Linked DNA regions of Homo sapiens: region 2 is linked to region 1. The links are chromatin loops, found by intact Hi-C in ENCODE. Cell type or tissue: K562. All regions are shown on one strand. Each heading gives the region's core, and the rest is flanking DNA. Links, peaks and the distances in the headings are about the cores only.

Evidence for each region. Hi-C counts contacts between places; a loop is a spot of excess contacts. Peaks named below come from ENCODE experiments on the same cell type or tissue, not always from the same donor. Only the 100,000 strongest peaks of a DNase experiment are listed, where the experiment ranks them.
Region 2: it touches region 1 in a loop (10-fold over the local background); 4 of 110 quality-filtered maps call a loop at or near these places.

What each region holds. Positions count from the first base shown.
Region 1 is chr2:157,774,423-157,787,445 of GRCh38, forward strand. It overlaps ACVR1 (activin A receptor type 1), which reads right to left. Exons shown (of 11, transcript NM_001111067.4): 4 at 5,915-6,178; 5 at 3,709-3,920. Among named protein-coding and RNA genes, the nearest start is that of ACVR1, 95 kb to the right of the region's middle. In K562, for the core only: CTCF peaks have their summits at 3,217 (motif pointing right) and 7,892; DNase peaks (open chromatin) are centred at 3,189 and 7,879.
Region 2 is chr2:157,979,919-157,997,670 of GRCh38, forward strand. It overlaps the pseudogene RNU6-932P and a transcript of UPP2 not described here. Among named protein-coding and RNA genes, the nearest start is that of ACVR1, 110 kb to the left of the region's middle. In K562, for the core only: a CTCF peak has its summit at 9,461 (motif pointing left); no DNase peak of the experiment used is centred there.

The DNA of each region.
Region 1 (13,023 bases), core at 76-8,075:
GGCGCAATCTGGGTTCACTGCAACCTCCACCTCCCGGGTTCAAGTGATTCTCCTGCCTCAGCCTCCCAAGTAGCTGGGGTTACAGGCACGCGCCACCACGCCCGGCTAATTTTGTATTTTTAGTAGAGACGGGGTTTCTCCATGTTGGTCAGGCTGGTCTCAAACTCCTGACCTCAGGTGATCTGCCTGCCTTGGCCTCCCAAAGCACTGGGATTACAGGCATGAGCCACCACGCCTGGCCAGGAAAAGTTTTATTTCTTCGGAATACTAGAAGCTAGCACTTCACCTAATATATGATAGGTTTTCCCGAAGGATAAGTAGTCCTTTCTTATACACAGAGTTTCCAAATAAAATATATAATGAAAGAAGCTGAGCAGACAAAGTTGAAGGTGTAAATCAGAAAGCCCAAGAAGCAGATATGATCTCAAGGAAAGCAGTAGAGAGAATAGCAGGTGGAACAGAAAAGGGTGGGGGGGGTCCTTTCAACTTCAAGAACTGGGTATAATTTACATATTTTGCTATTCTCACTAAGTATCTGTCAAATGATTCACTTTAGTTGCCATACCAACTAAGGAACTCTAATTAGGAACAAACAAACTAGGAATAAGGAACAAACAACTCTAATGTGATTTGTAACGAAAAGACTCCAATGACCATGTGGATCATTAAATTGGTAAGCGCAGGCAGCAACGGGCTGCCTGGATGGAGGTTTCCTTTTAGGCAGGTGAGGAGCAAAACTATATCAACACCTACTTATCATTTCTTAATGTGAATCACTCACAAATCAGAAAAGAAAACAAATAAAGCTTTCATTGAAAACATAAAACCAGTGCCCCAAGTCAATGTCTACAAATGAAGGTGTTGGCAAAAAGATTCCCAGTTAGTTCATTGATAAGGTTTTCCTTCTTACTCTCAGCATAAGCCAAGAAGCAGGTATCAGGCATAGATTATCTGTAATAAACAATATTGTGCCGATGGGTGATAAAGGTAGAGTTGCAGTAATATTGACTTAATATTCCCCAAAGCTCATCCTTTCCCAAACATTTTGGCTGGCCTACTAAAGCAATACATTGATTTGTGTGAATTTCATCTTCTTTCACTTCTTCTGAGCACCACTGTGAAGTACTGTTGATCGGCAAAATTACCAAAAGCTGAGCATCCAACGGAAGAAATTTAGAACCCTTAAAAACCACAAAAGGGATAATCAACAAGAAAATGAGTGTAGATGAAGCAGAGTTTCATATCTCCCTAACCATTTTCTCTCTTGCGGTTCTTTTTGCTCCTTATTCATTCATTCTTTTTCGAGAAGAATAATTCTGAAAATTAAACTAATGTGTTATTTTTTCCATAATGTATGATCCTGCTTCTAAACCCTGTTCACAGACCTAAGGAAAGAAAAATAAAAAATCAACCCAAGACTAACAAACGTATATCCCAACTCTCAGATGCCAAGCCTTCTTTTTGTTCTTTTCTTTTCTTTAGTTCAAGACAGAGTTTCACTATATTGCCCAGGCTGGTCTCTAACCCCTGGTCTCAAGTGATCTTCCCCCTTGGGCTCCCAAAGTGCTGGGACTGCAGGCATGAGCCACCATGCATGGCCAAGGCTTGTTTTTCAATGTAGACGTGCTGTTTAGTAAGGGCATGCTTTGTTGAAACATACAAATGAGCATATTGCTTAAATAAGCAAGTATGTAGACCAATAATGACAACTTGTTTTAAATAGTGTTCTTTACTGTGTTATTATATCATGATACACTGTCACATGACATGGTTGAGTTTAAAGGACTATTTTGGCATATGCTCCATTCCTCTCTCAAAATTCTAAAAGCCATTTAAACAGTAATTTATACCAGATATTCCTATTATTGCCCTTGGTAATTAGTTATGTTAGCAGCTCTGAGGAATGAAGTTCTAACTAACCTATTTTAGAATCTTGCTTTGCTAAAGCTTTGTCAGGATTCATCCTCACATCTTCTTGCTACTAACTCAATAAACTCATTTAATTTTCCTTAAAGCTTGAAATAGACTTCTAAGTATATATCTAACAAAAAAAATTGTATTTCTCTACTTTTTGAAATGAAATGTCCTTATACTGCATTCTCTTTCCCCAGTTCCACTGTACCACAGTTTAAACAGTAGGTAAATGGAAGCTACAGAAGGTTACTTCCCCCTTTTACATACCAAAAAGTGGCCCAGTGATGGATGGGGCAGGCAGTAGAATGGGATGTTTCCCAGCCCATATCAGGCACTACCAAATGTCTGTGACAACCTGCCACAGGTGGGTCCTGCAATTGTCCAGGTGTAGCATCTGTGCTACCCAGATGGTCACTGGTGAGGGGAAGTCTTCTCCAGCATAAGGGGAGCTGCAGGGCAAGTGTAACTGCAGAACTATCAGACACTTTGAAGCTTGCTGTCTAGCAGAACAAGACTTACTGCAAAATGATTTCAAATACACATGGGCAATGGCATTAAGTAAAACTGAATCACATTAGAAAGTTATTACTTTGATTGTCTTTCAATTAATCGGATTGTGACAAGGAGTCTCAAATTGGTATTGGCATGTCTCTTGCACTCACTTAACACCCACAAATCTCAAATTTTTCAGAGTAGGCATCAGACTCAGCATAATATCCATGCAGAATGTTATTATTTTTTCTTTTGCACTTTATGATAACCTTCTATTTAGAGCAAGTGATACCCTTTCCCCACTTAAAGTTCAAAGCGTCTTTAAAATGAACACTTGGTAAGCAATTTTAAAAGGTAAATAGAAGGAGATAGTCATTTTTTAATGTGATTTTATCATTTAAAAATATGCAAAAGAATAATTTTTTAATGTATAAATACAATAGTTTCTAACACTGTGCAGTCCAGCGGGTTAATCACTAGCCACACATTGCCATGAGCAAGTAAACTGTGGCTGGTGTGAATTGATATATGCTATAGGTGTAAAATACACACAAGATTTTGAAAATTTACTTCAAAAGCAAAAAGAATGTAAAATTTACATTAATAATTTTTTAATCGATTATACGTTGAAATGACAAAGATGGTATGTATTTGGTTGAATATCTGTTAAAATTAAATCTACTTTTACGAAACTTTTTGGGTTTTTTCATGTGTTTGTTTTTAAGGTGGCTACTTGAAAATTTTAAATTACATGTGATGCACATGTTTCTATTGGACAACACCGGTTTAACCAAATGACTGCACTCCACAAGAGGGCACCACAGGAGCATACAAAATTTAAAAGCTGCTTTTTTGGATGTCAAGTTTTTAAGCCTTAAATTACAGGATGCTGAAATAATCTAGAAAGGAAATTAATATTTAATATTCAGCAAAAGGTGCCTTTTTAAAGGAGCACTTTTATGGCTAAAAATAGAGTAACTGAAGACCACAAATTCCAACCCTCCAAAACTGTAGGCAACCATTCTCTGTCTCTTTTGCTTTACCCCTCAGAGAAAAGTAACTAACTACCAACACTACTAAAATAAATCCCATCCCTTATTTAAATGTCTATCTAAAATGGCTGTTCTGATATGGGAAGACTACACAGGTGCCAGCATGTGCTTGTTTAGGACATAAGTAACCAACAGCATGTGTGTACACTGTTCAGTCACTCATTACTGGTTAGCGTTTCATGCTCGAAATAAGAACGTGTCTCCAGACACCTTCCTTATGCTTGGGATTTCCTGTGGGGTCATGACTTACTGCTAAAGTGCTGTCTCCAACATTGGTGGTGATGAGCCCTTCGATAGTGCCATACTCCACGTCTCGGGGATTGAGGCGTTCTTGGTTGCGCCTTTTAAATTTTCGGAGAGCAACTCCCAGCAGGCAGGCTAAAAGACATACTGCGAACACTACAGAGAGAATAATGAGGCCAACCTCCAAGTGGAAATTCTGTGTTCCAGGGAAGGATTTTCCTGGAGTTGGAGGGAAAAGGGGGAATTAGTTGTAAGGATCACTGCTTACTTATTATTAGCATAACCAATATCCTAACAAGTAGCTCCTGATCCTGACCACACAGTCTCACAACTCACGAAGTATTAAAACTAAAACACTTCCTAATGCCTGGCCAATGGCCCAGACATTTTAACCATCATTCAATTAGACACAACTAGAATTTGAAAAAATTCCACTGAGAATCAATTGCATTAATGTATGAATGTGAGAGTGCTTTTAAAATATAAAGTACTGTACAAATCTTTGATATTACTCTCATTAACTTGGATTTGGTATGTTTCGCCATCAAGCCCTTACAGACACTGTACTATCCTTAAGAGAAAGGGCTACCTGAGCTAAAACCAAATTACCCATCTGTGGTCTCTGTCTTTAATATATCCTGGGTGTCTACTGCTGGTTTCTCACTGATTTTTTTACATCACAATTTCTGCCTAGGAACCCATTCATTCCTCTCTTCATTTACTCGCTTATTCAGACATTCATTCACTGATTCACTCCCTGGGTTCAGACCTCTCCATGACATTATGTCATCAGGCCCTGTTCTTCCCTACAGAGGCCTTACCCATTTCCATATTACTGGTCTCTTCAGCCATCCAATCACAAGCTTAACTTCCTTTACGTATTTGTTTAACTTTCCAAGCCCAACTAATCAACAGCTTGGCATACATCATACTCCATGGCATATGTCATTTGCATGAGAAAGTGTAAAACTAACAAAATGCAACGCTGAATTATAAATACTGTGGCCACGCTAATCAGATTAGAATGTCCTTAAATTCAAAAAAAAAAATCTTCTATTAAAACTCAAGGTCTAGCAGAGTGATCTGCAGATTAGAAACTTCACAGTTGGTATAATAATGTTTGTATGAATTCAGACATTTGTTTATGTCCATCCACCCAATTAATAAAAATTTAACTCACAAAGTATAACAGTAAATTTTATTCCATCAAGGACCCTTTTAGTTTTAACCATGTAAATACTTGATCTCCTTTAAAACCCTCTTTGATTATTCAATCCTATTTGCTTGTCAGAATTTAACCTTTTCCATATGCCTTAAAGTCATCACCATAACTTCAAAATTACTAGAACATGATCTTGCATCAGCTTTTTTGTTCTTCTGCCTCCTTTCTTGCTGGCTGACATTTCTAGTTTTGGATGCTCGTCGTTACCTCTCCTCCACTTTTTGGTTTGTTTCTTTTTTCTGAGTGCAAAATTAAATAACTAAACCTATTAAAAATGTACTATATGGTAAGAGAATAAATTTGGCTTGGAATGAGTTTACATAAATGTTTGCAGAGACTTTAAGATTGCAATTTAGGGCTCATTTAATAGGGAAACAGTTTCAGAGCTGGACTGGTTTCCTTAGCATATGCAATCTGTACTGATGGTAGAGAGAAGATTCCACAAAAACTACAGGGTTTGTGCGAAATCTCATCCTGCTTCAAATTTCAGTGATAGGGTCACTGGGCATCAGATATGGGAGAAGAGGTCAGTGAGCCTTCTTTTATCTCCTTCCTCATAAAACAGGAAAGGCATTCCACTCAGTCACCAGTCCGTTCTGTTTTCCTCCCTACACACTTGACACAGAGATGAGTATTTACTAGCAGAATTGTTTCAGAAATTATGAATGACATCATGGGTCAGTAACATAAAAAGGTATTGGGAGCTGTTCACCTGAGTCACAGCAACCAAGAGAAAGCTAACTGGTCAGCTAAGCTGTCCCCAAGATGGACATCACCTTGCTTACATTCCCCAAAATGCCCATCCTTCTTTTAGATGCCAAAAGGCTGTTCCTTTCTCTTCTTCACCCAGGGTGACCTTCCTTGTAGCTCTTCGCCTCTGATTCAAAATGTAGGTGGAATGCCTCATAGCTACTTAGATCTTTAACCCACACGGACCCAGGACAACACTAACAAAACCCCTTGATCTAGAAATAGAAAAGTCCATGGGAACCTTTAGTGGGCAGCTGGGCCGTGATGTTCCTGTTACACCAGTCCCCTTGGCAGCACTCCACGGCTTGGCCAGGGGACGGCGGGGTCTTACAGGTCATCTTTCCCTGCTCATAAACCTGGAAGCAGCCTTTCTGGTAGACGTGGAAGCCATCGTTGATGCTCAGTGAGGAAAAGCACTGCTGGCCTTCACAGTGGTCCTCATTACCGCAGGAGAGACCTTCACACACACACATGTAGAGTTTGGGGTTGACCTTGGGCTTCTCATCTGCAAAGGAGAGAAAGGAAGGGGAAAAAAAAAAAAAAGAGGAATTACCGTATGAGTTTCACCTTCATTGAGGGAATGACCATTCCAAACACCTCTATCAACAGAAAGTCAAGCTAAGCATCACCATCAACCATGAGGTCCACATTCTGTCACCTTGTCACCTAACCAACCAACAAATAATAATTGCCTCTCAACATAGCGATTCATTTATATAAGCTGTGCACCCTTTTAGATCATATTAGGACAAAGACTGGCTATCATCTGTCCACAGACTTCTGAAAATGAGCTTCTCCCCCTGTGGTGTTCATATAACCTTCAGCGTGATTGGCTCTAAGATCCCAATTACTGCATCAAAATAAAATGTTTTACTGGAACATAATGTTTATCACCTTTATTCTATTCCAAAAAAAAAGCTCCTAAATATATGGCAGCTATTAATACTAATTTTTGCTAGCTCTGTACAAATCCCCATCAACTCGTAAAACAAGGAATGCTGACATTCTTGCAGGTACATGGCAGAAATATACTACAAACTGAGTATCCCTTACTCGAAATGTTTGAGACCAGAAAAGTTTCAAATTTAAAAATTTTTCTGGATTGGGGAATAGTTGTATTTATCCTGGCTGAGCATCTCAAATCCAAAAATCCAGAATTCAAAATGCTCCAATGAGCATTTCTATTGAGCATTGGGTCAATGCTAAAAAAGGTTTGGATTCCAGAGCAGTTCAAGTATCAGGTTTTGGGATTTGAGATGTTCAACCTGTAATATAATAAGAGTTTGCAAGGCTGTACAATCTATAATTACAATCCATGGTACCAATATTTCCAGCTAGATGCCTAGACTAACTTTTTCACTAGTGGTAACACTAAAGTTTACATAGATTATAGTGGGAATTAACACCTGCTTAAGAATTTTTGGCTGGCAGGAAAAAAATGGTGCCAAATATGGAGAATGAGGGCACAAGGAGACCAAGAGAACCGAATAATGTTTGAACAGTAAGGTGACAGGTGGGACCACTGGAAGAATACACACCTAGGGAGTTCAAGGTGCAATGGAAAGAGGCAGAAACGGATGATCAGGGAAGCACATCTAATCACTCTGCTTAATTGTCTCTTTCTGAGAATACTTATTTGCATCTGCATTTTCACATTACTCTTTTCTCTTCCCTTGTCAGTATGATTAGTTTAGACTTGCTGGTCCCACAGTTTCTACTAGTGGGGAAGGAAACAGAGGATAAAATGTAAACAGCCAAGTCCTAGAGGCCACTGATTAGTTAGCTGAGGCCACTTTTGCCGAAGCACTGTTCATATTAGGAAATTCAGCTTTCAGAGCTCCCTCCAAAGGTCTATGGCACATAGAGGCTGCCTTCTAATCCCTGAACCCTCAGTAGTGGGTCTAGGAGATAAATGCTTCTTTCTTAAAATAACAGGTTGGGTGGCTGTGCTTTCCAGAGGAGACCTTAAGGTAAGGTCTTTGAAAATGTCAAGTTCATTTACACAGATTTGTGTGGGTGTGTGTAGAGATGTGGGTTATCTCAAAAAGAGAAAAGCATTCTTAATCTTTCTTCTTCCCTCTTCAAAGAAGTGGAAAAATAGTTCACTGCCCACTGTAATGTGGGTGCCTCGTCCCACAGAGTAAGTGCATGCAGACACACAGACACAGCCTTCTATTTATAATTGACTTGCTAGTTCCTTTGAAAACCACAAGGGGCTCATCCAAGAGCAAAGACATGCCTGAAAGCAGAAAATCCAAAATAGCCGCTGACAGTCTATGTATGTCACCAGTCTCACCCCTGAGAATCAAGAGCCCTCAAACATTCTTAATGAGCAAAAGTTTTAATGAGCAAAGAGATAGTCTTTATGTTCCTTGCCTGGAGAAATCCGAAGGAAATTCCAGCACCAATCTATTTCTATGAGGATGAGAAACATGTATATCTGTTGACATAATCCAGCAAAAAGTTTACACTTGCCAAAAGAGAGCTGAAGGATAATATTTCCAGGGAGTCTAGACATGCTTGCCACTCTTGAATGGCACAAAGCAGGCTGAGGGCTGCCAACTATGCTGCCCAACAGGTGATGATTCTTTGGAGGGAAGTGGATGGGTGGAGTGAGGGGGAGAGTTCATGGTGTCAGACTAATTTGCTTGTGATCTATGGCAGAGAATTGAAAAGACTATGCTTAAACCTGAAATAATGCAATTTATGTAAATTTGAAACACAAACATGTATTTTAACATCCCGAGTACTTTTAAAAGATCATAGATACCCCAGGATATATACCTAACCCATTGAAGAGTATGTGCCTGTTGACACTGGTTTGGGGATAAGGGGTTAGCACTGGGATGAAGGAGCAAAATAAAAATAAAGTAGGAGAGAGCTGTTCATGGACTGACAATGAATTGACGAGTATGATTTACTCAGCTCGCTGAACGTATGGGCTGCTAAGAATAACAATAAACCAGCAACGCTAGACTAGAAGAGAGCCTGCTCATCATTGGTCCTAAATGGTCCTAAACGGACAGTCCAGGGAACCAAAGGATTAAGGACACCCATGCTTGTAATTTAAAAATGCCAAATTTTAAAAAAATAAAGTAACAACAACAATCATTTCTCTAATGTGCTCTCAAAATAAACTGTTTTTAAAGTTCCATCCCAAACTAAATTCTAAGTACACAGATGCAGGAAGGGGCACTGCTTTTCCAAGGTCTCTAGTTTTTGACAGGCTGTGCAGGGAGCCTGGCAGACGTTTGGACTATAACCTAAAGAGTTTGCCAGACGTGACAGCCTCAAGTAAATATCACCTTCAGTAAAATTTAACTCATTATACCTAACTCTGTGGTGTACCTAGGCTTTAATCCTGCAGGGTCACAAACTAAATCAAAGAGATTCATCTGTTTATTAAGCACTCTCCTTAAATTCTTTATATACTTCCTGTAGTTGTATGTGGACAACCAGGGATTAACTGCCTGTAAGTTGGTGATTCTTTTCAGTAAGATGTGAAATACCAGGGTTTTCATAACCTACCCTCCACAACTGGGGAAAAAGGCAAGGAAAGACAACTGTTAATGATACGTAATAATTAACTCAATCTCTGATATGAAAGAACCCTGAGCTGAGTCTAACAGCTAACAGGGAAGTACAAAACCTTCACTAACTTCTCTTTCCTATTCTGTTCCTCATCCACTGTTCAATCTTCTTACTTTGTATATTCCCATATAACTAATTAGCAAAGTCCTTCATCATGTATTTATTTTTTATATATACCCAAATATAAATGAAGACCCTAAATTCATAAGAATGACAGGATGACCACACAGGTGCACACACATGCATGCACACACTCACATTCGCTACGTGCCACCTTGGCAATTTCATCTGACAGAGTGGAGTAGATGGAAGTATTTTCTGAACTAGAATTATGAAGTCAACAAAGAAGGTTTAAAGCAAGGTAGTAATAGCATTCTCGGATCTTAATATCCACAATTCTAAGGAAGACAGCGGGACTCCAAATGTCCATGACTCACTTTTTCAGTCTTGTCAAATTTAGGAATAAGCATAACATGTGTGGGCCTGTGATATTTTATTTGGTGTGGGAGTGGGGGTGGGGTTCGAGAATGATCACAAAACCCCTTTCAGGGCCACAGGTATGGGTGTGTGGACTCCTAATCTTTCAGGCTGTGATATAAATACAGTACACATCAAGGAACACCAAGGAACAGATAATCAGATTCTGTGACTGATTTTCAACAGTACTGACAGGAAGCACCGTATCTGATGTAAAGTATTTTACACTTGCCTGTGCGAATATCCAGGAAGTGCCCTGGCAGAAGGCAGAAAGTCTACTCCACCTAATTGACATTCATTTGAATAATTCAGTAATTTAAATGTCAAGCCAGAGGTATTCCCTCTCTGCAGAGCTCACCCACATTGTTTGTTCTAGAAGGCACCTCCCGGCATTACTCAGTGTTATGGCTGGCACTGCGTGCCCTTTGTATCACCAGAGCCAGAGCCGTGTGAAAACACTCGCAGCCTGGGCTGGCTGGGAACAGCAGGGAGTTCTGACCACAAACAGGGACTGCTTCGGAACCGCCAGGGAGAATACGGGGCTGGCTCCACAAACCAGCGGTGCAGGCTGGGAATCCCAGGAGTTCACCATGGCCAGCTCTTTAAAAAGATTTTTCCTGCTCTGTATGATCCTCAGTTCACCACCTGGGCACACCTCCTCCGAGTCTAATGCCGGACTAGCAGAGAGAGAGGCAGACCAAAGAACATCGTGGACTTTTAAAAACTGTCCACAATTTGGTATAATCTTGTACTTCATGGTAAAAGTATTCACATTTATGTTTAAGTGGGACTTTAGCAATCACAACACTGTGGACTTACCTATTCACGCCTGCCCAGTCATGCACTCTGCAATGCTTTAAGGCATTGAAACTGAGTATTACTCTAAATGGTGCACAAAAACCAACATTTCCCACTAATGTCTTTGACATAAAAGACAAATAAGAAAATGCTACAAGTAAACAAACCGGCCCATGGCCATGATTTGTCCTAGAGGGCAGCAAAAGGAACAGGCTGAATTTTTTACAAGTTCACCTCAAAGTAGTACAAATCATAATGCAGAAATTAGACTGTAATTATAAAAGTCCAATAGCTCAAAATTTGTATAGCTAAAAAAGGAACTCAAGTATCCCTGGACTCCTTCCAACACTCTAAACAATTCATTCATTTGAAATGGCAAGCTTATATGAGGTTTATAGATTATAGGAGTCCTTCCATCGTCTCCTAATCCGGGAGCACAGTTTGGCACCTCTCCAGAATTGAAAGCATTTGAGATCTCTGGCATTAAACAAAGGCTTTAAGAAGGATTTTGCAATGCTAGGTATCACTGCCAGCAAGCCAGCTCCTAAGACAGAGACACAAAGGTCCGTCTGGAATGCCTAGTGAGGGGCATTTGATCCTCTGACAAGAGGACAGGCTATACATTCAGGGATAAAATACACCCAGTGCCTAAATAATCTCTCATTATAAAACACTCATTTAGGGAACTCAAATCATTTTTTTTCCTTATCCGAGAGACTGACACCTAGTTGTTGTAAAGCCAAGAAGAAAATGTATTTCAGCAGTTATGGGGGCAAATAGAGGCATTCAAAGAAGATTGCATATAAATTGAATATCAACAACAAAAACTTCCATGATTTTGAACTCCAGATGTATTCTTCCGCCAATGTTCCCTGCCTCAGGAAATGGCATTCCCATTCATTCAGATACACAAGCCTGACTCTCTCGGGCTTCCATCACACTCAAAGTAGAGACCAGTCATTAACCTGGCCTACAACTGCTGGCTGACCTGATCCTTGCATGCTCTTCAGTTTCCTCTTCAGTTACTGGAAGTTCTTAAAAGACCTCTTCTTCCTGCTTAGGGATCTCAGGTCCTTTTAAGTATGGAATTCCTTCCACTTTGAATGCTTATCTCCCTCCAGTCAACACCTCTCCACCTAGTCAGTGCCTTTCTACTGTGCAGATTTCACCTTACATGTTACTTCCTCAGAGAAGCCTTTGTTCACACACCCAGATTTAAAGTAGGAACCCCCCTTTAGCTACAGCCATACTTGTGTCTGCATGGCTGTTGAATGTCACCTTTCCTATAGATTGTAAGCACCATGAGGGTGAGTTGCATCTATTAATACTTTGCTCACCGTTCATTACATACCCCACAACAGCGTCAGTGGTTGGCAGGAGTGCAAGCCTGACGAATATTTGCTTCAGAATGAATTTTCCCTTCACAGAAAGGATTTAGAGGTGGAAAGAGACCTGATGCTGGTTTTCAGAGCAGGCTGAGCCCATAAAGTCTTTAAATGTCAGCACAGATCTTAAGGCAGGGCTTAGTCACCAAGCCGGCATGCCTGAGCAAACCATTTCTTCCTAGAAGAGCTTGCCATACCATCACATCTGTTCACCTACTTGGGCTCACGAATATAGAAGATTAATATTTTGTGGTGTGGTAGGTTTATTGTTTGCTTGTTAATTTGTTAAAAGAACAGGTAAAATACAAGTGTTCCTTAAAAAAATGAGGAACTATTTAATACATTAATAGAACAGCTGGGCTCTGTGGGTGGTCCTTCTCTGGATGGTTGATTTGAGGACTCTGGGCTATGGTGATTAGAATCATCAAAACACAACACATACCTGCAACTCGTCAGCTTGGAGGGGTCAGTGCAGGACTTGGCTGCCTAGTAGAGAAAAAGCTGCCCCTGCTCCTTGCTGTCATTTTTTCCCTGGTCTTTGCTGCCATATTTTATCCCTATCGGTGAAATAATGGCACCTTCAATAGGGAGTGGGGAAGAGAGAATTACATCATCTTCCCCTTCTTGCTCTGCTGAAGGTGATAAGGATTCCTAAGTCATCCTGCACTTGAACTGCTGAAGCTGAGAAAAAAAAAAAAGTGCCATCTGTTTATTTTGTGTCTGGGCTGACTCCTTGTCTCTGAAATAATCCCTGTAAATTAAGCCTATTGCAGCAGCCACACCTTCTATTTAGAAGCCAAAAAACTCAGCCTGTTTTCAAGTGACTAACAAATTAAAGAACACTGTGAGGTAATGACCTAAGACGATATTCGTCTGTCTTTTCCATGCCTTTTATGATTCTCTGAATGTTGCAAAGACTTGGCTTTAACAAATACAGCATATTAAGGAGTTGTTTTAACTCCTTAATACGGGAGAAAATAATGACCCCTTTCTTCATTCTGTCTTCAAACTTCTTGAATCTCTGCTTTGGAGAAACAAAGGATTACAAGGCCTACCGGGAACTGCCTACTGAGGAATACTTTAAAAACCAAAAAATACT
Region 2 (17,752 bases), core at 4,467-12,466, 210 kb after region 1:
TTTCTAAGCAGCAAAGCATTCAAGAGGTGACTTGGGTGCTGTCAAAGGCATTCAGTTTTAAATGGGAAACAGAGCATAAAAGTTCAGAAAATTTGCAGCCTGACAATGCAATAGAAAAGAAAAACTCATTTTCTAAGGAGAAATTCAAGATGCCTGCAGAAATTTGCGTAAGTAACAAGGATCCCAATGTTAATCCCCAAGACAATGGGGAAAATGTCTCCAGGGCATCTCAGAGACTTTTGCAGCAGCCCCTTCCATTACAGGCCTGGAGGCCTAGGAGGAAGAAATGGTTTTGTGGGCCAAGCCCAGGGTCCCATGCTGTGTGCGGTCTAGGGACTTGGTGCCCTGCATCCGAGCCACTCCAGCCATGGCTGAAATAGAGATTGGGCCGTGGTTTCAGAGGGTGCAAGCCTCAAGCCTTGGCAGCTTCCACATGGTATTGAGTCTATGAGTGCACAGAAGTCAAGAATTGGGTTTTGGGAACCTCCATCTAGGTTTCAGAGGAAACCTAGAAGAAGTTTGCTGAAGGGGTGAAGAAGTTTGCTGAAGGGGTGAGGCCCTCATGGAGAACCTCTGCTAGGGCAGTGCAGAAGGGAAATGTGGGCTCAGAGCTCCCACACAGAGTCCCTACCTGGGCACCACCTAGTGGAACTGTGAGAAAAGGGCCACCATCCTCCAGACTCCAGAATGGTAGATCCACTGACAGCTTGCACCATATACCTGGAAAACCCACAGACAATCAACACCAGCCCATGAAAGCAGCTGGGAGAGATGCTGTACCCTGCAAAGCCACAGGAGCAGAGCTGCCCAAGACCATGGAAACCCACCTCTTGCATCAGCATGACCTGGATGAGAGACATGGATTCAAAGGAGATCATTTTGAAACTTTAAGATTTGACTGCCCTGCTGGATTTCAGACTTGCATGGGGCCTGTAGCCCCTTAGTGTTGGCCAATTTCTTCCATTTGGAATAGGTGTATTTACCCAATGCCTGTACCCTACTGTATCTAGGAAGTAACTAGCTTGTTTTGATTTTACAGGCTCATAGGTGGAAGACCTTGCCTTGTCTCAGATGAGGCTTTAGACTATGGACTTTTGAGTTAATGCTGAAATGAGTTAAGACTTTGGGGGACTATAGGGAAGGCATGATTGGTTTTGAAATGTGAGGACATGAGATTTGGGAGGGGCTGGGGTGGAATGATATGGTTTGGCTGTGCTGCCACCCAAATCTTACCTTGAATTCCCATGTGTTGTGAGAGGGACCCCATGGGAGGTAATTGAATCATGGGGCAGTTATTTCCCATGCTGTTCTCATGATAGTGAATAAGTCTCATGAGATCCGATGGTTTTATAAGGGGGAGTTTCTGTACACAACTTCTCTCTTTTTGCCTGCTGCCATCCATGTAAGACATGACTTGCTCCTCCTTGCCCTCCACTATGATTGCAAGGCCTCCCTAGCCATGTGGAACTGTAAGTCCATTAAACCCTTTTCTTTGTTTTTTTTTTTGAGATGGAGTCTAGCTCTGTCACCAGGCTGGAGTGCAGTGGCATGATCTCAGCTCACTGCAACTTCCGCCTCCTGGGTTCAAGAGATTCTCCTTTCTCAGCCTCCCGAGTAGCTGGGATTACAGGCACGCGCTGCCACACCCAACTAATTTTTGTATTTTTAGTAGAGACAGAGTTTCACCATGTTGACCAGGATGGTCTTGATCTCCTGAACTTGTGAACCGCCCACCTTGGCCTCCCAAAGTGCTGGGATTACAGGCATGAGCCACTGTGCCTGGCCCATTAAATTTCTTTCTTTTGTAAATCGACCAGTCTTGGGTCTGTCTTTATCAGCAGCATGAAAATGGACTAATGCACATACAAATACTAAACAAGTATTTGTATAGTTTCCAAAATTCTTCTTCTTATTATTATTATTATTATTACTTTTGAGATGGAGTCTTGCTCTGTTGCCCAGGCTGGAGTGCAGTGGCGTGATCTCCGCTCACTGCAAGCTCCGCCTCCCGGGTTCTTGCCATTCTACTGCCTCAGCCTCCAGAGTAGCTGGGACTACAGGCGCCCGCCACGACGCCTGGCTAATTTTTTTTATTTTTAGTAGAGACGGGGTTTCACTGTGTTAGCCAGGATGGTCTTGATCTCCTGACCTCGTGATCCACCTGCGTTGGCCTCCCAAAGTGCTGGGATTACAGGCGTGAGCCACCGCGCCCCGCCCTTTTTATTGATTTCTAGTATGATTCTGTTGTGGTCAGAGAGGATGCTTGATATTATTTCAATTATTTTGAATATTTTAAGACTTGTTTTGTGACCTAACATATAGTGACCTAACACATAGTTTATCTCTGAGAATAATCCATGTACTGAGGAAAAGAATGTGTATTCTGCAGCCATTGGATGAAATGTTCTGTAAATGTCTACTAGATCCATTTGGTATATAGTACAATGTTTCTTTGGGCCATGGCCCAATGTTTCTTTGTTGATTTTCTCTCTGGAAGATCTGTTCAGTGCTGAAAGTGGGGTGGTGAAATCTCCAGTTACTATTGTATTGGATTCTCTCTCTCTCTCTAGCTCTGATAATATTTGCTTTATATTTCTGTGTGCTCCAGTGTTGGGTGCACATATGTTTCAAATTATTATATTCTCTTGCTGATTTCATGCCTTTATCATTATATCTTGACCTTCTTTGTCTCTTATAGTTTTTGTCTTGAAATCTATTTTGTCTGATATAAGTATAGCTACTTTTGCTCTTATTTGGTTTCCATTGGCGTGAAATATATTTTTTCCAGCCCTTTATTTGCATTCAATGTTTGTGTTTGTAGGTGAAGTGCATTTCTTGTAGGCAACAGATTAATGGGCCTAGTTTTATTTATTTATTTTTAATCCATTCATTTACTCTATTTCTTTTAATTGGAGAGTTTAATTCATTTACATTCAGTGTTATTATTGATAAGTAAGGACTTATTCCTGCCATTTTGTTATCTGTTTTCAGGTTGTTTTGTGGTCTTCTCTTCCTCCTTTCTTTCTTGTCTTCCTTTTAGTGAAGATTATTTTCTCTGGTGATATGATTTCATTTCTTGCTTTTTATTTTTTGTGTACTTACTGTATGTTTTTCAATTTGAGGTTACCATGAGGCTTGCAAATACTATCTTATAACCCATTATTTTAAACTGATAACAACTTGACACTGTTTGCATAAACAAACAAGCCAAAAGAAAACTAATACACTATGTCTTAACTTCGTCCCCCTGCTTTTTAACTTTTTATTGTTGCTATTTATATCTTACTGTACTATGTCTTAAAACGTTGTAGTTATTATTTTTGATTGGTTCACTGTTTATCTTTCTACTTAAGATAAAAGTAGTTTACACACCACAGTTACAGTGTTATAATAATCTGTGTTTTTCTGTGTACTGACTATCACCAGTGAGTTTTGTACTTTAGATGATTTCTTCTTGCTCATTAACATCCTTTTCTTTCTGAATGAAGTACTCCCTTTAGCATTTCTTGTAGGACAGGTCTGGTGTTGATGAAATCACTTGGCTTTTCTTTGTCTGGGAAAGTCTTTATTTCTCCTTCATGTTTGAAGGGCAATTTTGTGGGATATACTATTCTAGGGTAAGAATTTGTTCTCTTCAGCACTTTAAATATGTCATGCCACTCTCTTCTAGCCTGTAAGGTTTTACACTGAAAAGTCTCCTGTCAGATGTACTAGAGCTTCATTGTACGTTATTTGTTTCTTTTCTCTTGCTGCTTTTAGGATCCTTTCTTCATCTTTGACCTTTGGGAGTTTGATTATTAAATGCCTTGAGGTAGTCTTCTTTGGATTAAATCTGCTTGGTGTTCTATAACTTTCTTATACTTGGATATTGATATCTTTCTAGGTTTGGAAAGTTCTGTTATTATCCCTTTGACTAAATTTTCTATCCCTATCTCTTTCTTTACCTCCTCTTTCAGACCAATAACTCTCAGCTTTTCCCTTTTGAAGCTATTTTCTAGATTCCGTAGGTATGCTTCATTGTTTTTTATTCTTTTTTCTTTTGTCTCTTCTGACTATGTATTTTCAAATAGCCTACCTTCAGCCTCACTAATTCTTTATTCTGCTTGATCAATTCTGTATTAAAAGACTCTGATGCATTCTTCAGTATGTCAATTGCATTTTTCATTCCATTATTTCTATTTATTCTTTTTAATTATTTCAATCTCTTTGTTAGATTTATCTGATAGAATTCTGAATTCCTTCTCTGTGTTATCTTGAATTTCTCTGAGTTTCTTCATTATAGCTATTTGGAATTCTGTCTGAACAGTCACATATCTCTGTTTCTCCAGGATTGGTCCCACGTGCCTTATTCGCTTCTTTTGGTGAGATCATGTTTTCCTGGATCATCTTAATACTTGTAGATCTTCTGAGTCTGGGTATTGAAGAGTTAGGTATTTACTGTAGTCTTCACAGTCTGGGCTTGTTCATACCCATCTTTCTTGGGGAGGCTTTCCAGCTATTTGAAAGGACTAGGGTTTTGTGATCTAAGCTGTATCTGCTTTAGGAGGCAGCAATGCTCTGGGTCTTGCAGACTCATAGAGGTACTACCTTGATGTTCTTGGACAAGATCTGGAAGAATTCTCTGTATTACTAGGCAGAGACTCATCTTCTCTTCCTTTACGTTCTCCCAAACAAAGAGAGTCTCTCTTTCTCTGTTCTGAGCCACCTGGAGCTGGGGATGGAGTGACACAAGCACCCCTGTGGCTACCACCCTTAGGACTGTGCTGGGTCAGACCTAAAGCGAGAACAGCACTGGGTCTGGCCCAAGGCCTGCTGTAACCACTCCCTGGCTACCACTTATGTTCACTCAATGCTCTAGGGCTCTACAATCATTAGCTGGCAAAACCAGCCAGGCCTATGTCCTTCTCTTCAGGGCAGCAAATTCCCCCAGGTCTTGTGTGGGTCGGGGGGCCATCCAGGCACCAAGAACTAGAGTAAAAAACCTTAGAACTCTACCTAGTGTTCTGTTGTGCTATTTTTGAATTGTTTTCTTAGTGGGTGTATGTTAGCCAGGGTTCTCCAGAGAAACAGAAACAATGGGCTATATAGAGATATGTAGGAGGAGATTTATTATAGGGATTGACTCATGGAACTATGGAGGCCAAGAAGTCCAATGATATACTGTCTGCATATTTCCTGGGAAACCAGGAAAGTCAGTGGTATAATTTAAGTTCAAAGGCCTGAGAACAAGACTACCTGATGACATAAGTCCCAGTCCTGAAAACTTTAATCCTGGTGTAGGGTGTACACTGGTGGAACTCTATTTCCTGAGAACTTGAGTTGTGGAGGCATTGGAAGTCCTGAAGTCCAAAGGCCCAAGAACCAGTAGTTTCAATATCTGAGGGCAGGAGAAGCCGAATGTCCCAATTCAAGAAGAGAGAGAAAATTAACCCTTCCTCTGCCTTTTTATTTGATTCATGCCTTCAACAGATTAGATTATGTCCACCCACATGGATGAGGGTGGGTCTTCTTTGCTCAGTCTGTTGATTCAAATACTAACCTTGTCAAGAAACACCTTCACAGACACACCCATAAATAATTCTTTACCAGCTATCTGGGCATTCCCATTCCTTAGGCCAGTCAAGGTGACATATAAAATTAATCATCACAGGTTGCTGTTAGAATTACAACATCATAATTTATAACAATCTATTTCAAGTTAATGCCAACTTAATTACAATAATATACACAACTTTGTTCCCATATAGCCCATCCCCTTTCCCCTCATTTTTTGTTGTTATTGTCATGCAAATTATAATACATAATTCCAAATTTAGATATCCTACTCTTTACTGATCATCTCCAGTACATTGTGTGCCCTTGGATACAGAAAAAATATGAAATGCTTTGCAAATCTTAAGTCATCCTTGCACAAGGGCCATACTAGTCTTCTCTGAATTGTTCTAATTTTGGTATATGTGTTGCTGAATTGAGCACAATGTAATCCGATTTTACCATTAAAAACTTCACTCTGACAGCATGAAAAATGGATTAAAGAGGAGGCCAGTGTGGAGGTAAGAAGACTGATACAAGATGCTGGAGTAAACAGATAAAAGATGATAGTAGTCTAAACTGGAGTTCAATACTGAAGTGTTAGAGAACAGAGGCTGACGACAAATTTGAAAAATGTTAAAGATATAATATTAACTAGCTATGGTGACTGAATGTAGGGTTGAAGAAAATAGAAGAGGAAAAATGTTTAGCTTTCTGCATCATGTAACTGAAGGGATATGGTGCTATTCATAGAAACAGATAACATTGAAATAGGAGCTTTGGGAGAAAATGCAACAAGCTCAGTTTTAGACCTTTTGAATTTGTGATACTTGTTGGATATTCAAATGGAGACTAGAGATGATCAATAAAGAGTGCGATATCTAGATTTGAAACTAAAGTGAGCAATATGAACTGTGAGTATAGTATAGATTTGAGTGATTAGTATGTAGATAGTAATGGAAGCCTAGTAAGTTTATTAGAATGCCCAGTAAGAGTGAATATAGTGATAATAGAAGAAGAAGAAGGATGGAATTCCAAGGAACAGTAATATTTGACTTTGAGGAAAAGATTCTTCCCAAAAAAGAGAAGGAGAAGCCCTAGAAGTGCCTGGACAAGCAGGAGAGTGTGTTGTCATGAAAGTTGAAGGAAGAAAGTATTTCCAGAATCAAGGTGCCACAGAAAATAAGGACTACAATGTTTTCATTGGATTTAACAATAAAGAAATTCATTAATAACTGTGGTACATTAAAGATAGCTGTAAATTATTTGCTGTTCTCTCTATCAAGAAGTGAAGTCTATTTGCTTTCTGTTGAATCTGGGCTGGATTGGACTTGTATTGACCAATGTGGCAGAAGTGAGGTTCTTTAATTTCTGAGGCTGAGCAGCTTCTATTTTCACAAGGTTGAAATTGTTCCTCTTGAAATTCAGCCATCATGTTGAGAGAAGCCCACATGTAGAGAGGCCAGGAGGAGAAGGACTAACTTCTAGCTGAGTTCCCAACCAAAAGCAAACACCATCTGCCAGCCATGTCAATGAGCCATAGTGGATGTTCCAGCTCAGTCAAGCCTCCAGGTGACTGCAGTTCTGTGCAGAACAGAGGAATTGTCTAACTGAGCCTTGTCAACCCACAGAATCATGGCAGATAATCAGTGGTGTCTGTTGTTTTAAATGACTAAGTTTTGAGGTAGTGTGTTACTCAGCAATTGACAACCTATTTTCTTACTATTTTGTAAAGTCCATAAGAGCAGCTGTCCTGTTGGGGAACTGCAGGTGTAAATTGCAATGGGTTGAAGAGTGACTTGAAGGATAGAAACTGGAGACATCTATTTTAAGAAGTGGACTGTGAAAGAGAGGAGCTATTTTGAGTGGTATTGGAAGAAGTTCTGTATTTGACAAAGGATGTTTTGTTTGTTTTTAATAGGAAAAACTTAAACGGTATTTAAGAAGGGGTTAGTTAGGTGGTGCCTCATGCTTATAATCCCAGCACTTTGAGAGGCTGAGGCAGGAGGAAAGCTTGAGGCCAGGAGTTCAAGACCAGCCTAGGAAACACAGTGAGAACTCATCTGTACAAAAAAAAGTCAAAAACTTAGCCAGGCATGGTGGTACATGCCTGTAGTTCCAGCTATTTAGGAGATTAAGGTGGGAGGATCATGTGAGCCCAAGAGGAGGTCGAGGCTGCAGTGAGCCATGACTGCACCATTGCACTCCAGCCTGGGTGACAAAGTGAGACTCTGTCTCAAGAAAAGAAAAAAAAAGTGTTAGTTTAAGGAAAAAACATTGAAGACACAGGAGAGATGGGTTAATTGATGGAGCAAGGTTCCTGAGGAGACAGGGAAAATGCTGTCTTATTCAGATGCCCCTAGAAAGGATCTGATTGGTTTCATTAGATATTATCCAATTTGGATGCCTGGATGAGTGAACTTTCATATCCTACCTCCTCAGCAGTCATCCTATGGATGGCTGCCTATGGCTCAGGCACTAATACATTTTCTAGTCATCTATGGCTAGAGTATTTAGGTAGTATTGTTTAGGGTATTTCAGGCTATGAGTAATAGAAGACATATCTCAAAGTGGCTAAAACATACATCTGAAGTTTGAAGGTTGATTAAATCAGCAGCTCAAAAGGTATCATCAAGGTTCCAGGTTCTTTCTATCATTCTGCTCTGTTGTCTTTGGACTTTTATCTTGTTCTCTTAGGTGTCCTTCCATAATTGTCTCAAGATGACTGCTGCAGTTCCAGGGGTCATATTCAGAAGATAATGTCAATGGACAGAAGTAAGTTTCTCCATGCAAGTCCCTTTCCAGAAGTATTCTAGCAAACTACTCAAAAGTTTAGAATCTCATTATATGCCCAGTCAATATTGAGGATGATTTTAGGTAGATTATTTAAACTTACTGAACTTCCATTTGCTCATCTGTAAGACAGGTAGCAAAATATCTATCTCAAGATTATCATAAGGAATAAAAGAGTTTTATATTAAGTGCATCACCTAGTGTTTGGCCCATATGTCCTCCATCTTCCATCCTGTGTCTACAGTTCATTTTCTATGAAACATACTTGAGGTTCTCTCCTCCCATTTAAAAGACTACATATGGCTTAAAATAAAATTGATTCATGAGAACACAGGGACACAGGGAGGGGAACATCACATACCAGGGCCTGTTGGGGGTGGGGGGCTAGGGGAGGGATAGCATTAGGAGAAATACCTAATGTAGATGATGGGTTGATGAGTGCAGCAAACCACCATGGCACGTGTATACCTATGTAACAAACCTGCACGTTCTGCACATGTATCCCAGACTTAAAGCATAATTAAAAAAAAATTGATTCATCTTCTGGTGCTAGAGTTTACTCTCCTGGAAATACTCAGAAGAGAGGAAAAAAATAACTGGATGTCTATTAGAAAAGAAAAAGGATGGACGGACAAAGGAGAATGTCTGCTCCATGGGACCACCAGTGTGCAAGAAACTGTTCTGGTTGTCTCATTCTTGGGGTGTAAAAACTCCTGGGTTCCAGGCAGGAACTGCCTGGGTTCCAGGCAGAGTTTCCTGTCTGGGAAAAAGGGAGAGAGCCAGTGCACAGGTGGGGATCCAGGGCACAGATGGAGTATAGGTGCTGCTGTATGTGTTGGGTAACAGAGGTGAACATTCAGCATGATTTATTCTTATTCCAAGTATATACTGTATAGGATGGCCCTGGGCTTCACCACAGGCCTAAGATGGAGCCAGAATAATAAATCATAAAATTCCATGGGCTCCAAAGAGAATGTAACCTGAATACTGAATAGTATTTGCGTTATCATGTAACTAAGGCAAAAATAAAATACCGTGCATTCTCACATGCCTTGTGCTTTCTCTAGAAACAATTAAATTTCCCATCTAGAATCTCCCTTTGCTTATCTCAATAGACACAGTGCCATCTACTGAAAATAAAGCACCAATAGCCATGGTACCCTGAGGGATTCCCAGGAGAGCCCCCCTCTCTGTGGGCTCCCTGTCTCACCCACCTCCCAGATGGACTGGAGGGAGTAGGCGGAATCCACAGGCTGTTCTCCTGTCACAAACTGTAATGCATCTGTTCCCTGGTGCTTTCCGTGAGCAGCGAGAGTAAGATGTTCCTGAAGGGACCTAGGGAGCCTGGCAAGGCACTTACAGTGTAAGTGAAGGCTCTTTTAGGCTACCCTCTTGCCTTCAACCAAGTATAAACTGAAGCTATTTTATATAGTGGAGGCATAGTTTTTATATTCAATCATAACAAGGATGAATGACATGTCTTCCTTTGGGTAATTAGGAGATGTTTCTTTCCACACAATAGTGTAGCAATGTGTTTAAGTACGTTTACCCTTCTGTGAAATTTTTAATGGGTACAATGGATAAGAGATTAATAACAGAATCCTGGACCATTATCAAGTCAGGTATGTCTTTGGGAAATGTGGATAACCTAGGTTGCTGTGAAATTCACTTAGGCGAAAGTCCACATTTTAGTTCATTATGTCCTCTCCAGGTGGCAATGTCTCTTGGTCTCATACATGGAGAAATGGAGAAACAAAAGGAGACCGTTTCTGATTTAGCCACTACAATTAATGATAAAATAGAAAATGGAAGCTTTAAAATACACAGCCCTCTGCAGGACATACTCAACTCTTGCCCTCACCACCTCTCACTTTACCATTCCTCCTCCCAAGGAATCTTGGCTCAGCATGTCAGGAAGCCCTTCAGGGACCGTTTATAATTTAAAGCTCTGGTTTGAACTGATTCTGATTTGGCTTTTGGTAGTCAGATCTGGCATCTCTTCCATTTGCCCCTCCAAATCTGGCCCCATTTTCTCTGTTGCATTTACTGCTCATTCTTTCTGCTGTCTTTTTATTAGATTTTCCAAAGCAAAACTCCCTGCAGTGAAGTCTGTGGTCTGGTAATTTATCACAGATATTCTTGAAATTGCCTCATTAAAAGGGGCATTCGAAGCTGAAACCTAAGCGTCTGTTACCACGGTAACCACCGGCAACTATTTAGAACAGCCTGCTTAAACCAGAGGGGTAGAGGATTGCTGTTGGCAGAGATTGAAGGTAGGCAACTAAACTCTACTGGGCAGGGGAAAAGGCCTATAGATTCTGATGTGGAATTCTCAACCTCAAGTCAGATATCCTTCTACATAAGACAAAATAAGTTGGTGCCATGCTCCTGAGTTCTCTCCTGCATGTAGTCTAGGAAATTTGAAAATTGAAAATTCTTTTCACCATCAGATTACCAAGGGAGTTTGAATTAAAAATGTATACCTCAAAATTACTTGATCATGCTTTGCATGTTCTTGAGCCAGTCATTTGCCTCTCAGTGCCTCAAGTTCTTTGTACATTTTTTTAAAAAGTGGCCACCATGAACTCTATATGTCTTAGTCTGTTTGTGCTGCCATAACAAAATGCCTTAGGCTGGGTAACTTATAAAGAAAAGAAATTGGTTTCTTACAATTATGGAAGCTGAGAAGCCCAAGATCAAGGTGCTAGCATTAATGTTTGGAGAGCTGCTCTCTGCTCCCAAGATGGTGCCTTGTTGTTGTGAAATCTGCAATATCACGGGGTGGGAGGTGGAAGAACAAGAGAGCCAAACTTCACTTACTCAAGGCCTTTTAAGAGGGTACCTAACATCATTCTTGAGGGCAGAGCCCTCATGATTTAATCACCTCCCAAAGGCCCCACCTCTTAACACCATCACCTTGAGAACTAAGTTTCAGTATACAAATTTTGGGGGTATACACACATTCAGACCATAGCACTATGTCAGCAGGTTATGTGAATTATCAGTGAGGCAATAAAAGTGAAGCCTTTTTGTTAACAAGGTGCTACATTCAAGTAGACTAAAACTCACATTTTGAATCTATAACTGTTCTCCAGAATGTCTTATGGATTGCCATTAGGCAAGCTTCTTCTCTCAAAACAGAAACAAAATCAAAAACAATCACAATTCCTCCAATAGAGAGTAGTGTCAAAATAACCTTATTTATTGCCTTTCCAAGCCAGGATTCTCCATACTTTCCATTATCCACAGGCCTGTAAAAGAGCTAACAGTGCCTGTTAGGCATATCTTGAAGTACTACAAAGGTGGTTATAAGAAAAATACATTTGGTAAATAATGAAGATTACAAAAAGTACAAATGACATTCCTTTGTCCTGTTTTCTTGGTTTCCCAGTGCAATTTTGGATAAAATATTAAAGAGACAATTAATCAGGAGTGCTGAGCACTGTATGAAAATAGAGAGAGATGCCAGGTCAGGCAATACATATGGGTAATTTAGAAAGATCTATATTTTTAAAAGTAGTTAGATGCTTGGGAGTATTTTGTATGTACTGTTTTCTTAGTAGAAATATAGTGCATTAAATCAACAGGATTAGACAAATATGACAGATGGAAAAACACATCTTGGTGAGCAAAGTATGGAGGGATGAAGACATGATAAAGAAGAAAAGACTGCAGAGTGTTGATGTTCTTGTGACAAGAAGAAGGGGGTATGGCCTGGACTGGAGTCGTGGTAGGAATGGTTATGGAAGACAGTAACAACAATAACTAGTGTCATATGAAAAGGGATTGAGTTATGGATATAAGTGGATGCATTAAATCTGCAAGATCTAGAATTTCTTCAGCACTGCACTCCTTTTGTTGTTTTTCATACTGTCACAACTGCATTAATCAACTATTAGTGAATTTTTGACGACTCATTCATGTACCTACGAAGGAACAGGGGTAAGCAGAGCTCATTCTTCGGGTAGTCTTAAGTAGGCAGCCTGCGAGCTCAAATGTTCTAAATTTCCTTCTTTTCACCAAGTAGGTAGGGAGGTCTGAGCTTCCCGGAGATAGGTGGGGTGTGGAGGAGTTCATGGAACATCAAAAATATTGAGATGTTCAAATCAGAATGGATTCAACATCAAAGAGAGATCTTGCACATATTTCAGAAAAGGTGAACAAAGCAATTCCACATAAAATTGCTTGTTTTGTGGCTGTTAATGAGAAAATTCCCAGAAACATACCTTTTACTGTTTATGTCTCAGACCTTGTAAATCATGAAATGCAATTTCAGATTGTAGTGTAAGACCTATAGAGAAACGTGGGTATTGCTGTTAGCTGTAAATACAGTTCTTTATTATGATTGCAGCTTGTTCTCCCTAAAATAAAATTCAGCATGTGCTGAATTTAAGTTTAGCTTGGCTAACTTTTCTGCCAGATAGAATATAAGTACACTGCATATAATACTGTGTTAGCTTTTTTTTTTTCAACATGAACTCAAATTTTGAATGTTCTTATCAGTTTATTATTAAACCTTCATGCAAAAACAAAATGGGAAAATGTAAGGGCATAATCTGTGGCATCAGATAGAACTGTTTAGATCTTGATTATGCCACTTACTTGATTGCTAATCCTTACTTTCCTTATCTATAAAAATTGGATGATAGATATGCTTACCTCATATGGTAGCTCTGAGGTATAAAGGAGACAATGAATGTAGACTTTGTTGGGATACTTACGTATCCTCAGTAAATAATACCCATTTTCCCCACCCAAGTTCTGAACCAATTTAGAAACAGACAAGAGTAACGCAGGCAGGAGACCATTATCATTGATAAAGCTGACACTGGAGAACTTAGGCTTCCTGACGCTGAATACCAGAAATAGACAGGCTCACCAACTGGTATCAGGTAGTCCTGGACAATGGGTCGTTCCACCGGGAAAAGGTCTTTGCCACTATGCTTACAGCTTGCCTAAAATCATGCTCCCTGTGAGAGTTGCTACCAAAAGAGAAAGAGGCTGGAATACAAATACCCAGATTCTCTCAACTTATCCTTGCCAGGGGAGGATAAATGAGGAGGTGGAAGTATCCAGGAATGTTACAGCTCATGCAGCTCTCTCTCATGGGAGGAAACAGCAGGAGTGGAGAATGAGTATTCCCTCCCACAGAATGATTAGCACAGTGCCTGGCACATGCTAATTTATTATTTGTCATCTATGCCTATTATATTTACTGGTTCTTAAGGAAAAGTGAAAATAAATACAAATTATACTTTGAACATATGTGAGAGTGGTAGGTGGCAAGTTTTAGAGAGATTGATAAAACCTGAATAGTTAAGGTCCTTATATGTCATAATGTGCATTTTCATTTTGTTTCGTAGATAATGGATAACCAAAAATAATCTTAAATCAGGGAGAAACCCTCTATTAAGTCTGTTCTTACACTGTTATAAAGAACTACCTGAGACTGGCTAATTTATGAAGAAAAGAGATTTAATATACTCATAGTTCTGCAGGCTGTATAGGCAGCATGGCTGCGGGGCCTCAGGAAACTTAAAATTATGGCGGAAGATGAAGCAGAACCAAGCATATATTCATCATGGCGGAGCAGGAGATGGAGAGAGAGCAAAGGGGGAAGTGCTACACACTTTCAAACAACCAGATCTTTTGAGAACTCTATCATGAGACAGTACTAGGGGGATGGTGCCAAACCATCAGAAACCACCCCTATGATCCAATCACCTCCCACCAGGCCCTACCTCCAACACATAGGGTCACAATTCAACATGAGATTTGGATGGGGACACAGAGCCAAACCATATCAAACTTTCAAGTTTGCACTTTAGAATATGAACTCTTTCTTAGACTGTTTCATGTTGCTATAAAAGAATACCTGAGTCTGGGTAATTTGTAAAAGTAAGAGGTTTATCTGGCTCATGGCTCTGCAGGCTGTATGACCATGACACCAGCGTCTGCTTCTGGTGAGGGCTTCATGGAGCTTCCACTCATGGTGGAAGGCAGAGGAGAGCAGGCATCACATGGTAAAGGGAAAGAACAGAGAGAGAGAATGAGAGAGAGAGGAAGAGGGGTGGGGAGGGAGGTGTCAGACTCTTTAACAGATCTAACAGGAACTAAGAGTGAGAACTCACTCAATCCCGCAAGAATGGCACCAAGCCATTTGTGAGGGATTCATCCTCATGACCCCAACACCTCTCTCTAGGCCCCACCTCCAACATTGGGGATCAAATTTCAGTATGAGATTTGGAGGGGACAAATATTCAAACTATATCAAACTCTAACTGCAGTATACAACATAGAGAAGATGAACAGTCTCCCTGAGCCAGGCACTATGGTATGCACCTAATAGAATGCTCTCTCTTTTAATCCTCACAGCAATCTTGAGAATAATGCCACACTCACATCACTCCCATTTTAAGATTGCATAACTGAAACTTTGAAAGTTTAAATAATTTAGCCAAGATACTCAGCTTATAAATGAAAAAATCGAGAATTTGATCCCATATCTACCTGACTCTAAAACTCAGGACTGGCTTCATGGGCCCGTGACCAGTACAGTCACACAGAGACCTGAATTTAGAAGGGCTCTGAGCTTGGTTTCATGCTCTGCTGTCTCAGTATTAAAATTCTTAATCATTTTAGAACAAGGAGCCTGCATTTTCATTTTGCATTGGGTCCCTTAAATGATGTAGCCAGTCCTGCCAAGATATCTTTTCTTACTATTATTCCAGTCACCACTATCACCAAATCGGAAAGATTCTACACAAATAAAACTCCCCTTTTCATCAGAGTTATGGAAAAGTAATGAGTCTAGGTGGAAAATTAATATGTGGATGATCGTATATGGGTGTTTCTGCATTTACACGTGTAAATGTTCACAATTCAGAGCCCAGTCATTGTCACCACTCTTTTCTCAAACATTTTTTTTATTCCTAGGGACTTCACCAGTGCTGCCATGCTGGCCCCAGGCTGTGAGTTGGACCCAGACCAAGAAGTGGTGAGGACAAGGCCTGAAGGTTAGTGAGGGAAGAGGAGAAATACATTCATGTCTAAGCACATGTGTCTGGTCATATTCCAAGTCTCAGTACAAATTAATTTTGAATTATGTGGTTGATGTTTTCCACATTTCAGCTTCCATCAACTGGCACAAATAATTAAGGGATGATGCAACACATATTGGTACAATTTCTCAACTTTTTTAGAGCTAGGCCCACTGAAATTCAGGTAGCTACTACAGACGATGGAAGAGGTTATTTTAGAAAAACATGCTATGTGAACAGCCCTACACTGGTGCCTTATTTTCAATCACCTTTTTAAACCATGAATTCATAATACTCTTTAAGGTAGTTGACCACTCTAACGATCCCTTTAATACATAATTTTTAAAAAAAAATAGAAAAAAATTGAAAATACAAAAAGAAAGACCCCAGAAAAATTATTCTAAGTCTTTCTGCATTTTTTTCACAGGCACATACACACACATACACAGACTTACAAAATAGAAAATGGTGGGCATAATTTTTTGTAATCTGGATTTTTTCCTACTTATACTGAGCATTAATGGTTTTGAAAAAAAGCTATAATAGTTTTTTTGGTCATTTAAATGATTTCCTGTGTTTTTTTTTCTATGAAGTCCATTGTTGTAAAAAAATCTGATTATTTTCTTAAGCTAAAGTGAAATATCCTATTCAAAGGACATATACACTCATAAGACCCTTGATATATATTGCTAAATTGTCTTCAAGATTGGTTTTACCAGTATATAGTCCCAGCTCAATGTGGGAATGCCTGTTTGCATAAACCTGTTTTTAAAAGTTCAGATCTAAATCTATTTGGTTTTCTCCTTCTAGCTGCTTATCAACCAAGGTGCATACTTTGGACTAAGGGGAACAGAAGATGCCTTGCCACTCTACCATACACACTGTGACCACATGATTGTAGAGGCAACATTGCCTCTCTCCACTGGAGAGAAGAGCTTTTCTTGGTTTACTATAGCTTTGGCTATATCTTAGCTTACCATACCTTTAGTGAGGAGATACAACTATTGCCTAAACATACTTTTTTTTCTTTTTTAAGCTAGGCTATAATATTTATTGAGCTCTTTTTTCTTGCTAAATGATATTATTAATTTATTCTCTCACATATTTCCCTAGAACTTGTTTACTCCCTATTGAATAAATGTATGGCTTTTTTCCAATCTGAAGTCAGTGTTAGTCATGTTGCAATGTTGTTGCCTAATTTGGGGTCTCTAAAATGACTTGTAAATAAGAATTAGATCCCAAAGAAAATTATTCCGGCTAATTATAAATCTTTGAAAGTTATTTTTATGCTTTAGTTGTATTCTGTGAGGATTTACTATGGCCTTCTAGAGCTTTCTAGAATTAGAGAAGAAACAGCCTGAAAACCAACCTTTTGAGTAAGCTCAGACTCAGATATTACTCATAGAAGCCCACATACTTAGATCCTTTTCTAAATCCTAGGATTGCTTTAGGGGACACATATCGATGAAGCATATTGATTAAACTTCAATGAGAAGTTTAATAGGAAAGTCTTTCTTATAAAGAAATCCTCTCTGGCCAGAAATTGAATAAGTAATTTTAGGGCAACATGACATGTTTTTGAGTGATAACTTGGATTCTGAAAAGACATTTATTCAGTAATGCTAATAAAGTAATCATAATTCTTTTCACTGATTGCTTTCATCTCAAGTAATATTGTTTAATCAACTGCAGAAGGACCAAGAGAATAACACCAACTTGACCTTTGACTTTTAACCTCAACAGTGTGTCTTCACATCACTGCAGTAGCAGATTGCTGCAGTTCTTCCCTATTGTTTTCTCAAACGTTTCTTTGGAAACTCTGAGGGTAATTCATTTGCCTGTAACATCAGGGAACTGCTTGTCTGATTATTAGATCAAATAAGAGGATGAACTAGGGAGCTTATCAAAAAATCAGTAAAATATAGTTAGGACACTACATAATATTTTGTGTTTGGACCTCCTATTTTTTTTTATTTTTATTTTACTGCCAGTCATTCTACTGCTCATTTTGGGAACCTTTGCTCATTTCTTTATTATAAGTTTACCATTTTATAATATACCATTGAACATCTGTAAAGGTCTTCACATTTTTAGGTAGCTAAAATTGGATGTTAATATTTTTTTGGAAACTTGTTGCCTGGTAGTAATAAGGAGAAAGTGGGACTAGAAACTGGAAATAGCTATTTTTAAATTGTTAGCAAATTCTTCTGTTTATAGAGGTAAAATTTTGAATTTACTTTTGAGGACAGATTGCTCCTTCACTTCCATGCCTTAATTCCCAGACACATATATTTTGATTATGGGGAAGATGCCACCATGGTCTCTAATTCAAAGCATGTACCACATCCTGTTAAGACAGAATATCATCCTTTTAAGCCGTTGTCTCC